Linked DNA regions of Homo sapiens: region 1 is linked to region 2. A link is a loop called in an ENCODE intact Hi-C map of the cell type or tissue named here. Cell type or tissue: endothelial cell of umbilical vein. All regions are shown on one strand. Each heading gives the region's core, and the rest is flanking DNA. Links, peaks and the distances in the headings are about the cores only. Region 1 overlaps AP4S1 (adaptor related protein complex 4 subunit sigma 1). Region 2 overlaps STRN3 (striatin 3).

The links. Hi-C counts contacts between places; a loop is a spot of excess contacts. Peaks named below come from ENCODE experiments on the same cell type or tissue, not always from the same donor. Only the 100,000 strongest peaks of a DNase experiment are listed, where the experiment ranks them.
Region 1: it touches region 2 in a loop (6-fold over the local background); 31 of 110 quality-filtered maps call a loop at or near these places.

The regions. Positions count from the first base shown.
Region 1 is chr14:31,036,300-31,041,679 of GRCh38, reverse strand. All of the region lies in intron 1 of AP4S1 (adaptor related protein complex 4 subunit sigma 1), which reads right to left. Among named protein-coding and RNA genes, the nearest start is that of STRN3, 13 kb to the right of the region's middle. In endothelial cell of umbilical vein, for the core only: no CTCF peak of the experiment used is centred there; a DNase peak (open chromatin) is centred at 2,979; H3K27ac peaks cover 903 bases.
Region 2 is chr14:30,977,956-30,983,335 of GRCh38, reverse strand. The region is part of intron 1 of STRN3 (striatin 3); the gene reads left to right. Among named protein-coding and RNA genes, the nearest start is that of MIR624, 34 kb to the left of the region's middle. In endothelial cell of umbilical vein, for the core only: a CTCF peak has its summit at 3,013 (motif pointing left); a DNase peak (open chromatin) is centred at 3,015.

The sequences.
Region 1 (5,380 bases), core at 265-5,264, 58 kb before region 2:
TTGGATTCATAAGAATATCCAATATCTTAATTTTAGAGAAAGGCAGTGGGGACCAGAGATTGTTGTGCCTGGGATGCTCCCAGGAGGTGCTATAGTGATGCTGCAATGAGCCATGATGCATGTGATGTTACAAAGGAGAAACTGCAGAGAACTAGGATTACTACAGATTACTTCCCATTTCTAATAAATGGTGAATCAAGTTTTCCCCTCAAATTAAAAATATTTCAAACCTGTTGGGCATGGTGGCTCATGCCTATAATCCCAGCACTTTGGGAGGCCGAGGCAGGCGGATACCTGAGGTCAGGAGTTTGAGACCAGCCTGGCTAACAAGGTGAAACCCCCTCACTACTAAAAATACAAAAATTAGCTGGGTGTGGTGGCAGGTGCCTGTAATCCCAGCTACTAGGGAGGCTGTGGCAGGAGAACTGCTTGAACTCAGGAGGTGGAGGTTGCAGTGAGCAGAGATTACGCCACTGCACTCCAGCCTGGGTGACACAGTGAGACTCCGTCTCAAAAACAAAAAAATAAACAAACAAACAAAATATTTCAAACCAGATATTCTGGATTCTGATACATTTAATTTGCGTACTTTTTTTTTTTTTTTGAGATGGAGTCTCACTCTGTCACCCAGGCTGGAGCTCAGTGGTGCGATCTCAGCTCACTGTTAGCTCCACCTCCCTGGGTTCACACCATTCTCCTGCCTCAGCCTCCCGAGTAGCTGGGACTTACAGGCACCCGCCACCATGCCTGGCTAATTTTTTGTATTTTTAGTAGAGACGGGGTTTCACCATGTTATGTACATCTTATCTAATTTTTTAAATTCTTATTAGATATCCTGATTCCCAAAGAAAACTGGCCTATCATTTTTCTAGTAGTATATCTGAAAAATTTATAAAGCTTCATGTGGCTCGCAGATCTTGACCTAAAGCCATTTTGGTAAACTGACCAAAAAGTCTCATCAAATTCTGGTCCAAGACACAATTTAAATCCAAATTGTTTTATGATAGTCTCGAAAATTAATAAATACAATAACAAAAGGAAAAAAGACTGTGAAAGACATACAAAGCAAATAGATTTTTCTCATATAGTACATTTTTCTTTTCATTTAATGGGCAGTGATCACCTAACAGCACTGCATTAGGATTCAAATGACAAGTCTGTGAGTGTTCTTAAGGTCGAGTGCAATGTTACAGATTTTAAGTTCAAATCAAACCAAAGGAATTTAGAATTAAAATTTAATTTACCTATGTTTCCTATAGCTTTGTGTTAAGGAAGAAACAAATAAATGAAAGCTTACTAAGATGTGGAGGACTAGCCTGAGCAATATGGCGAAACCCCATCTCAACAAAAAATACAAAAATTAGCCAGGCATGGTGACATCTGCCTACAGTCCCAGCTACTTGGGAGGCTGAGAGGGGAGGATCACCTGAGCCTTGGGAGGTTGAGGTTGCAGCCTGCTGTGACTAGGCCACTGCACTCCAGCCTTGGGGAGGGAACGAGACCCTGTCTCAGGAAAAAAAAAAAAAAAAAAGATGCAGAGTAATTTGACTTTACACAAACTATATCTCTGACAAGTTGACTGGTAGACTATAAGTGAATTTAAGTGCAGTACTGGGATTATGGAGACTGTTTCTGTAAAACAATTGCTCCATAATTTATAAGCAATTAATTTGTTTCAACATTACAAAGTCTTTTACTCTAATGTTCATATTACCTGGGGAAAAATTAATTACCATGTGAATTTTCCCCTAAAAATATACAAGAAAATAATACTGTAAAACTACACCTATTGGCCGGGCGCGGTGGCTCACGCCTGTAATCCCAGCACTTTGGGAGGCCGAGACGGGCGGATCACGAGGTCAGGAGATCGAGACCATCCTGGCTAACACGGTGAAACCCCGTCTCTACTAAAAATACAAAAATTAGCCGGGCATGGTGGCGCGCGCCTGTAGTCCCAGCTACACGGGAGGCTGAGGCAGGAGAATGGCGTGAACCCGGAGAATGGCGTGAACCCGGGAGGCGGAGCTTGCAGTGAGTCGAGATCGCGCCACTGCACTCCAGCCTGGGCGACAGAGCGAAACTCCGTCTCAAAAAAAAAAAAAAAAAACAAAACTACACCTATTGTATTTAAGACCTTCCTAATTAAATACAGTGTTTCTTGAGTTAAAATTAAGTGTTTTTAAAAGCTACATTAGGGCCAGACACAGTGGCTCACGCCTGTGATCTCAGCTCTTTGGGAGGCCGAGGCGGGCAGATCACCTGAGACCAGGAGTTTGAGACCAGCCTGGCCAACATGGCAGAACCTGTCTTTACTAAAAATGCAAAAATTAGCTGGGCATGGTGGCTCACACCTGTAATCCCAGCTATTTGGGAGGCTGAGGCAGGAGAATTGCATGAACCTGGGAGGTGGAGGTTGCAGTGAGCCGAGAGCACGCTACTGCACTCCAGCCTAGGCGACAGAGCGAGACTCCATCTCAAAAAAAAAGTAAAGAAAAAGTAAAAGCTACATTAAGGCTAGGCTCCATGGCTCTTATCTGTAATCCCAGTGCTTTGGGAGGCTGCGGTGGGAGGATCACATGAGCCCAGGAGGTCAAGGCTGCAGTGAGCTGAGATCATGCCACAGATCAAGGCAACAGAGCAAGACCGTCTCAAAAAACCAAACAAGCAAACAATAAAAAAAAAAAAAACCTCTACATTTAAAAAAACAAAAACAAATGAGTCATTAATGCTCCCAATGTTTGATGGTGGTCGTGAAAGACTTCCATTGCTATAACTTGAAAGGCAGTATTACTCACTCTTGGTAATACAATGTGCTAATACCACCCAACTCACCAACTCAGGAACAGAGCATAATAACAATAGGAAGTGCTTACAGTGCTCATTAGGTGCCAGGCATTGTTTTGAATGCTTTAACTATATCTATTTAATCCCCCTCATAGCTCTGTGAGTCAGAGACTTTTTATCTCCACTTTACAGATGTGAAAATTTAATTACTTGCCAAAGGTCACTCAGTGAAATGGTTGAGGAAGACCCAGTTTCATTTAGTATGTGGCTTTCAAGTCTGTGCTCTCACCCAAAGCTCATTACCTCTGGGTTTGCCTCAAGACTAGTTAATTCAGTGATGGCTGTAACAGGACCATGGATGTACAATTTCACTCCCCATTCGCTCGTTTAAATCCAACCTTTTGTACCCTCTATATAAAAGCTTTTCATGGCTAATATGCATGTTTTGCTAGCTTAGATCTTGACCCTGGAGCACACCACAAAAGGTACAATTCTAACAGATTATTTACTTGTAATTGATCTCAACAGGGAGCCTAAAATGTCAAAGAAGTGGCTCAATCAGATAATGTGAAAATTTAGGACAATAAAGTTTAAATTACTATATTCACTATAGTGTGTTTAATATTTGTGATTAGGGCTAATAATACTTCCAAAATTCTTAAGTCTGATTTTCTCTTTTAGAAAGTTGAGCTAATCACTCTTTCCACTTGCAATAAATAAAACATACCAGGCAAATGTTATCCAAGCCAAGTTTACAGAAGTGTATCTGAACTTGGTACCATCCTCATTCAGATCAGTCGTCAGAGTAGAACACAGAGACTTTTCAGGTGGCCTGCTTGGTTGTCCTTAGCCCAGAAGCACTTTATGTTATTTTGAATTTCACAATAAAGTGTAGCAACATGTTACAGCTCTTGCTAAATATGAATTTTGCTTTGTTTTGTTTTGAGACAGGGTCTCCCTCTGTCACCCAGGCCAGAGTATAGTGGTGTGATCATAGCTCACTACACCCTGGAACTCTTGGACTCAAGATCCTCTCATGTCAGTCTTCTGAGTAGCTAAGACTACAGGCAAATGCCAGCCCACCTGGCTAATTTTTTTCTTATTTTTTTGTAGAGACAGGAGTCTCACTGTGTTGCCCAGGCTGGTCTGAGCTCCTGGGCTCAAACAATCCTCCCACCTTGGCCTCCTAAAGTGCTGGGATTACAGGCATGAGCCACTGCATCCAGCTAAAAATGTAAATAAATTTAAATTGTCAGACAAGAGCCTGCCCAACTGTTGCCCAGAGAATATATATACTTAAATTTACACTTCTGTATCTCACAATCTTTGGACTAGTAAAAAATGTCATAATGACTTTAATAGTGGTCGGATGAAAATATTTCAAAAGCAGGGCTACAATATATCACTTTAGGAGAAAGAGCAGGCAATTTAAAATTTAAAAATGCAAGAGTGAAGAGAAGCAAAGAAAGTAGTGGTGATGGCAGCAGCAGATTCTGGGATCTTCCCGAACCTCCTCACAATAACAGTGAAAACAACTAGGATAGCAAAAGAAAACATCTACAGACAACATCTCTACCAAAAACTATGTGAAAAAACATCCCCTGGAACGTTTTTTAGGATGCTAATTAATTGGTGGGGCCAAACTAAGGTAGCAACAAGAACAGGAGGAAGATACAGGGTGGGAGGGAGAGGTTGGGGTGGGAAGGGTGTGTGTGCGTGTGTGTGTGCATGTGTGTAAGGCAAGGCATGTCCTGGCAGAAGTGGAGGTTAGAAAAAGAGGACTTGGCCGGGCGTGGTGGCTGACACCTGTAATCCCAGCACTTTCGGAGGCCGAGGCAGGCAGATCAGAAGGTCAAGAGATCGAGACCATCCTGGCCAAGATGGTGAAACCCTGTCTCTACTAAAAATACAAAAAATTAGCCGGGCATAGTGGCATGCGCCTCTAGTTCCGGCTACTTGGGAGGCTGAGGCAGGAGAATCACTTGAACCTGGGAGGTGGAGGTTACAGGAGCCGAGATTGCACCACTGCACTCCAGCCTGGCGACAGAGCGAGACTCCATCTAAAAGAAAAAAAAGAAAAAGAGGACTTGAGAGCATCACAAGAACCAAGAAACCCAGAAATCACTAAGTCATCACCTAAAAAAGGAGCCCCACTAGAAGTGAGTGTGAAACTAAGAATCACAGTGGGAACTGGAAGGAGGCCTGGTAGGGTCCCTGTTGCCAAGGACTGCAAGGGAATGAGCCTAAAGCTCCCAGAAACACCTGGTGGAATTTCCTTTGCAGGACAGGCCCTTCACTGAGCAAGGTAGAATACAGTATGTATGTTAATAGCTAGCTAGCTAAAGCTGACAATAATAGCTAGGTCAGGCTAATCAAATTTAGTAACATTACTAAAATTCAGATAGCTAGACATTATGTGCCAGCTGGTGTGATGCCACAGGAAGTATGCTGTATCCCCAAATAAGCATTTTTTTGCCAAGAAAATAAAAAATAAACACTTAATAAAAAATATGGGCCAGGTACGGTGGCTCACACCTGTAATCCCAGCACTTTGGGAGGCCAAGGTGGAAAGATTGCTTGAGCCCAGGAATTTGAG
Region 2 (5,380 bases), core at 305-5,304:
CCTGACCTCAGGCGATCCTCCCACCTCAGCCTCCCAAAGTGCTGGGATAACAGGCATGAGCCACTGCACCCGGCCTGCCTTATGTTAAGGTAATTTCATTTTTTGTAGATGAAGTAAGTTCTTCCAAGCTTGAGGTATTATAAGAGATTGCACACATATGGTCATTTCCATATTTTACAGTTGAGAAAACCAAGAACTTTATGACTTCATTTATTCAGCAACAAAAATTTGCCAAATATTTATTGAGTCTTTACATATGCCAGACAGTGTTCTGGATAGTAAGAATATATCAGTGAACAAAAGACAAAAAATTTCTAATTTTATGGAGCATTTTGGTAGCATTTTTCTAATTTATTTTTAGTTTTTAAGTTTTAACTTTTATTATAGATTAAAGGGTACATGTGTAGGTTTATTATTACATGGGTAAATTGTGTGATGCTGAGGCTTGGGGTCCCAATGATCTCATCACCCAGGCAATAAGCACAGTACCCAACAGGTACTATGATCGGCACCACTGCACTCCATCTGGGCAACATAACGAGACTGTATCTAAAATTAAAAAAAGTAAAAAAATAAAGTACCATTAAAATAGCTCATAGTTTCCTACCTCAAGGGGGTAAACTTCCTCTTTTTATGGAAAAGGGGCTTATCTGTGGCTTAATGCTTGCAAATACCACGTGAATGTGAAATTATTGGAATACAGTTACCAGTTAAAAATTATCTATTGGCCAGACACAGTGGCTGACGCCTGTAATCCCACCACTTCGGGATGCCGAGACGGGCAGATCACTTGAGGCCAAGAGTTCGGCACCAGCCTTGCCAACATCATGAAACCCTGTTTCTACTAAAAATACAAAAAAATTAGCCGGGAGTGGTGGTGTGTGCCTGTAGTCCCAGCTACTTGGGAGGCTGAGGCAGGAGAATTGCTTGAACCCGGGATGCGGAGGTTGCAGTAAGCTGAGATTGCGCCACTGTGCTCCAGCTTAGGCAACAGAGTGAGACTCTGTCTAAAAATAAATAAAAATTGAGTATCTCTATTATGCTTTAAACCACCTGTTGCCATGTAAAATGTCATTGAGATCTTTGAGGATGGTGGTGGTATTTTTTATAATTCATTAAACCTTATTTTAGGATCTATTATAAGTAGAAGAGATAAGTTTTATTTGCTTTTGGACATCCTAATTACTGTTTAGTCTTTTTTTTTCCCCTTGGAATTCTTTTTTTTTTTTTTTTTTTTGTGAGACAGAGTCTTGCTCCTCACCCAGGCTGGAGTGCAGTGGCACAATCTTGGCTCACTGCAACCTCCCTGCCTCCCGGGTTCAAGCAGTTCCCCTGCCTCAGCCTCCCAAGTAGCTGGGATTACAGGCACACGCCATCATGCCTGGGCTAATTTTTGTATTTTTAGTAGAGATGGGGTTTCACCATGTTGGCCAGGCTGGTCTCGAACTCCTGACTGCAAGTGATCCATCTACCTTGGCCTCCGAAAGTGCTAGGATTTCAGGCGTGAGCCACCGCACCCAGCCTGGAATTCTTTTATCAATAAAATTGGAAAACGTTATTTTCATGAAAAATTTTATAAGCTCTTGCAAGCAAGTTTTTTGTTTATCCATCCTCTTTGAAAAGACAGAAATTGAGCAGGTACTGGGTAGGTCGGGGACTGGACTGTTTCTGTTATTAGATGATCATACAAAGGTTTTTGTGCCCTGCTTTAGCACACTGAATTATGGGGTGTGTGTGTGTGTGTGTGTGTGTGTGTGTGAATTCTAAGCTACCTTGTGATTCTCATAATTAGCTAGGTTTTGAAACTCTTGTGTGATATGGTTTTTATTTTGTATTTTTTGCTTTATGTAAAATGTCAATGGTTTGCTGACTCTTTAATCTTAAAATTATTTTACATTTGAACCTTGCCTCTAGCCCCAAATATTTAAGTACTTTGAATACACATGAATAATTTTAGTTGACCATTAACAGGTGTGGGTGCCAACATTTCTTAACCTACTGTGTTATTTTAATTTATTTTGAGAGATGGGGTCTTGTTCTGTTGCCCAGGCTGGAGTGCAGTGGTGCAGTCATAGTTCCCTCGGTCTCCAACTCCTGGGCTCCAGTGGTCCTCCCACCTCAGCCTCTCAAGTAGCTGGGATTACAGGTGCACACCGTCATGCCTGGTTAATTTTTAAACTTTTTTTTGTAGAGACAAGATCTTGCTTTGTTGTCCAGGCTGGTCTTGAACGCCTGGCTGGCTTCAGGTGATCCTCCTGCCTGGGCCTCTCAGAGTGTTGGGATTACAGGCATGAGGCACCATGCCTGGACAGAAAACCTACTGTTTTTGAGTAGTGGTGTTATGGATTTATTATTAGTTGCTCTAACCTGAATTCGCCTGTATGTTGCTTCCAAAGCTAAAATATTTAAGTTTTTTTTTTAATTCCTTGGATGTTTGCTTCTGAGTGGTGTTGCAGTTTCTTTAGTAAGTGCTAAAGAATGTCTTAAAATCATTAAATACAACAAAACTCACCTATATCTAGTGTTTGCTTTTAGTTAAAAAAATTTTTTTAAAGAAAACTCTTGCAATAGAACAAATTTTGTGAAGTTATTTGTCAAAGCAAGATACTGTTTTTTAAGAAACATCGCAAAATAGGGCCGGGTGCGGTGGGTCACGCCTGTTATCCCAGCACTTTGGGAGGCCGAGGTGGGCAGATCACAAGGTCAGGAGTTTGAGCCCAGCCAATATGGTGAAACCCCGTCTCTACTAAAAATACAAAGATTAGCTGGGCGTGGTGGCGGGTGCCTGTAATCCCAGCAACTCGGGAGGCTGAGGCAGGAAAACAGCTTGAACCCGGGAGGCAGAGGTTGCAGTGAGCTGAGATTGTGCCACTGCACTCCAGCCTGGGTGACAGAGCAACACTCCATCTCAAAACAAAAAAAAGAAAAAAAAAGAAACAAAGAAACATTGCAGAATAGTAGTTGAACTTTTTAGTTCACTACCAGCAGAATCAAAGTTGAAAGTTTTACGCTGGTGACCTCTAGTGGTCTTGCAGTTAAAAAATTATCTGCTGTCAAGTATCAACAAATATCAAATAATTCTCCCCGCCCCCATACAGAGTCTTGCTCTGTCATCCCAGCTGTAGTGCAATGGTACAATCTCAGCTGACTGCAGCCTCCGCCTCTTGGGCTCAAGCAGTTCTCCTGCCTCAGCCTCCCGAGTAGCTGGGATTATAGGCACACACTATGTCTGGCTAATTTTTGTATTTTTAGTAGAGATGTGATTTCACCATGTTGGCCAGGATGGTCTAGAACCCCTGACCTCGTGATCCGCCCACCTTGGCCTCCCAAGGTGGTTGGGATTACAGGCGTGAGCCACCGCACCTGGCCTGAAATAATTCTTATGTGCATTCACATGCTGATTGTTGAATAAATTCAGATGATATATAAAATGTCCCGCCAGGCATGGTGGCTCACTTCTGTAATCCCAGCACTTTGGGAAGCCAAGGCGGGCAGATTACCTGAGGTCAGGAGTTCAAGACCATCCTGGCCAACATGGTGAAACGCCATCTATACTAAAAATACAAAAATTAGCCGGGTGTGGTGGTGTGCACCTGTAGTCCCAGCTACTCAGGAGGCTGAGGCAGGAGAATTGCTTGAACCCAGGAGGCGGAGGTTTCAGTGAGCCGAGATGGTGCCACTGCACTCCAGCCTGGGCGACAGAGCGAGACTCTATCTCAAAAATAAATAAATAAATAAAAATAAAATGTCGCAAATCAACGAACACCTTTTCCTGTATTCAAAGGAAGAAAAGCTATCCTGAAAATCAGTAGTAATATTTGTTACCCTAAATTATCAACTGAAATTGTATATGGAAACAAGTTTATAAAAATTAATTTTTGCCTGAAGTACACTTCAGATCAAGTAATTAAAAACAAAATTTGTTGAGTTGGGCACATAAAAACAAAATTTTTGGTACCTATTTTATTGAAGCAACTACACAGTCCGTTGCAAAACCTTTTTCTTTGGGCCTAGGTCTTTGACCTTATCTTCACAATAAAAATATACTTTTTAAATGTTTCCTTTTATTTAGATTTTCTTTGATATCTCTCATCAGAGTTTTTTGTAGTTTTCTTCCTGTGCATGTTTTGTTAGCTTTATGCTTAAGGTTTTTGGTGCTAAGGTAAATGGTACTATGTTTTGACTTTCAAAATCTAAATGTTTATTACTATTGCATAGGAAAGTAACAGACTTTTGTTTATTAATCTTGTTTGCTGCAACCTTGCTGTAATTGCCTTTTTTTTTTTTTTTTTTTTTTTTTTTGAGATGGAGTCTCACACTGTTGCCCAGGCTGGAGTGCAGTGGCATGATCTCGGCCCACTTCAACCTCTGCATCATGGGTTCAAACGATTCTCCTGCCTCAGCCTCCTGAGTAGCTGGGACTACAGGCGTGTGCCACCATGCCCAGCTAACTTTTGTATTTTTTAGTAGAGACAGGGTTTCACCATGTTGGCCAGGCTGGTCTCAAACTCCTGAGCTCAAGTGATCTGCCTGCCCTGGCCTCTCAAAGTTCTGGGCTTACAAGCGTTAGCCACCGCACCTAGCTTTATAATTGCTTCTTTGATCCAGGGTTCTTTTTATTGATGTTTTAGGATTTTTAACATAGGCAGTCAGGTCATCCGCAAACAGTTCTATTCCTACCTTCTCAATCTGTATACCTCTTCTTTTCTCATCTCTTGCATTAGCTAGGACTTTGAGTATGATGTTGAATAGGAGTGATGAAAGAGGAGATCCTTGCCTTCTTCCCAGTCTTAGGGGGAAAAGCATCTACTTTTTCATAATTAAATATGATATTTAGCTGTACGTTTTTCATAGATATCCTTTATTAAGTTGAGGGTGTTCCCCTTATTCCTGTTTATTGAGAGTTTTTGTCATGAATGGGTATAAGATTTTGTTCTTTTCTGTATCTATTGATATTTCTTCTTCAGCTTGTTTAACCAATTAATGATGCGTTATATTAACACAGTTTTGAATGTTGAATCAGTCTAGTATGCCTGGAATAAATCCTACTTTGTTGGATTCAGTTTGCTAATATTTTGTTAAGGAGTTTTGCATCTATGCTCATGAGAGATATGTTTGTCGTTTTCCTTTCTTCTAGTACATTTTTCTGGTTTTGGTATTAGGATAATGCTGGCTTCATCACGTGAATTAGTAAGTGTTCCTTTTGCTTCTGTTTTCTGGAAGAGATTGTAGAGAATTGGTATTTCATTCTCAAATGTTTAGTAGAATTCACCCTAGAGCCCATCTGTGCATGATGCTTTTTATTTTTGAAGATTATTAACTTTTGGTTCCATTTCTTTAGTATATATGGATCCATTCACGTCATTTATTGCTCCTTATG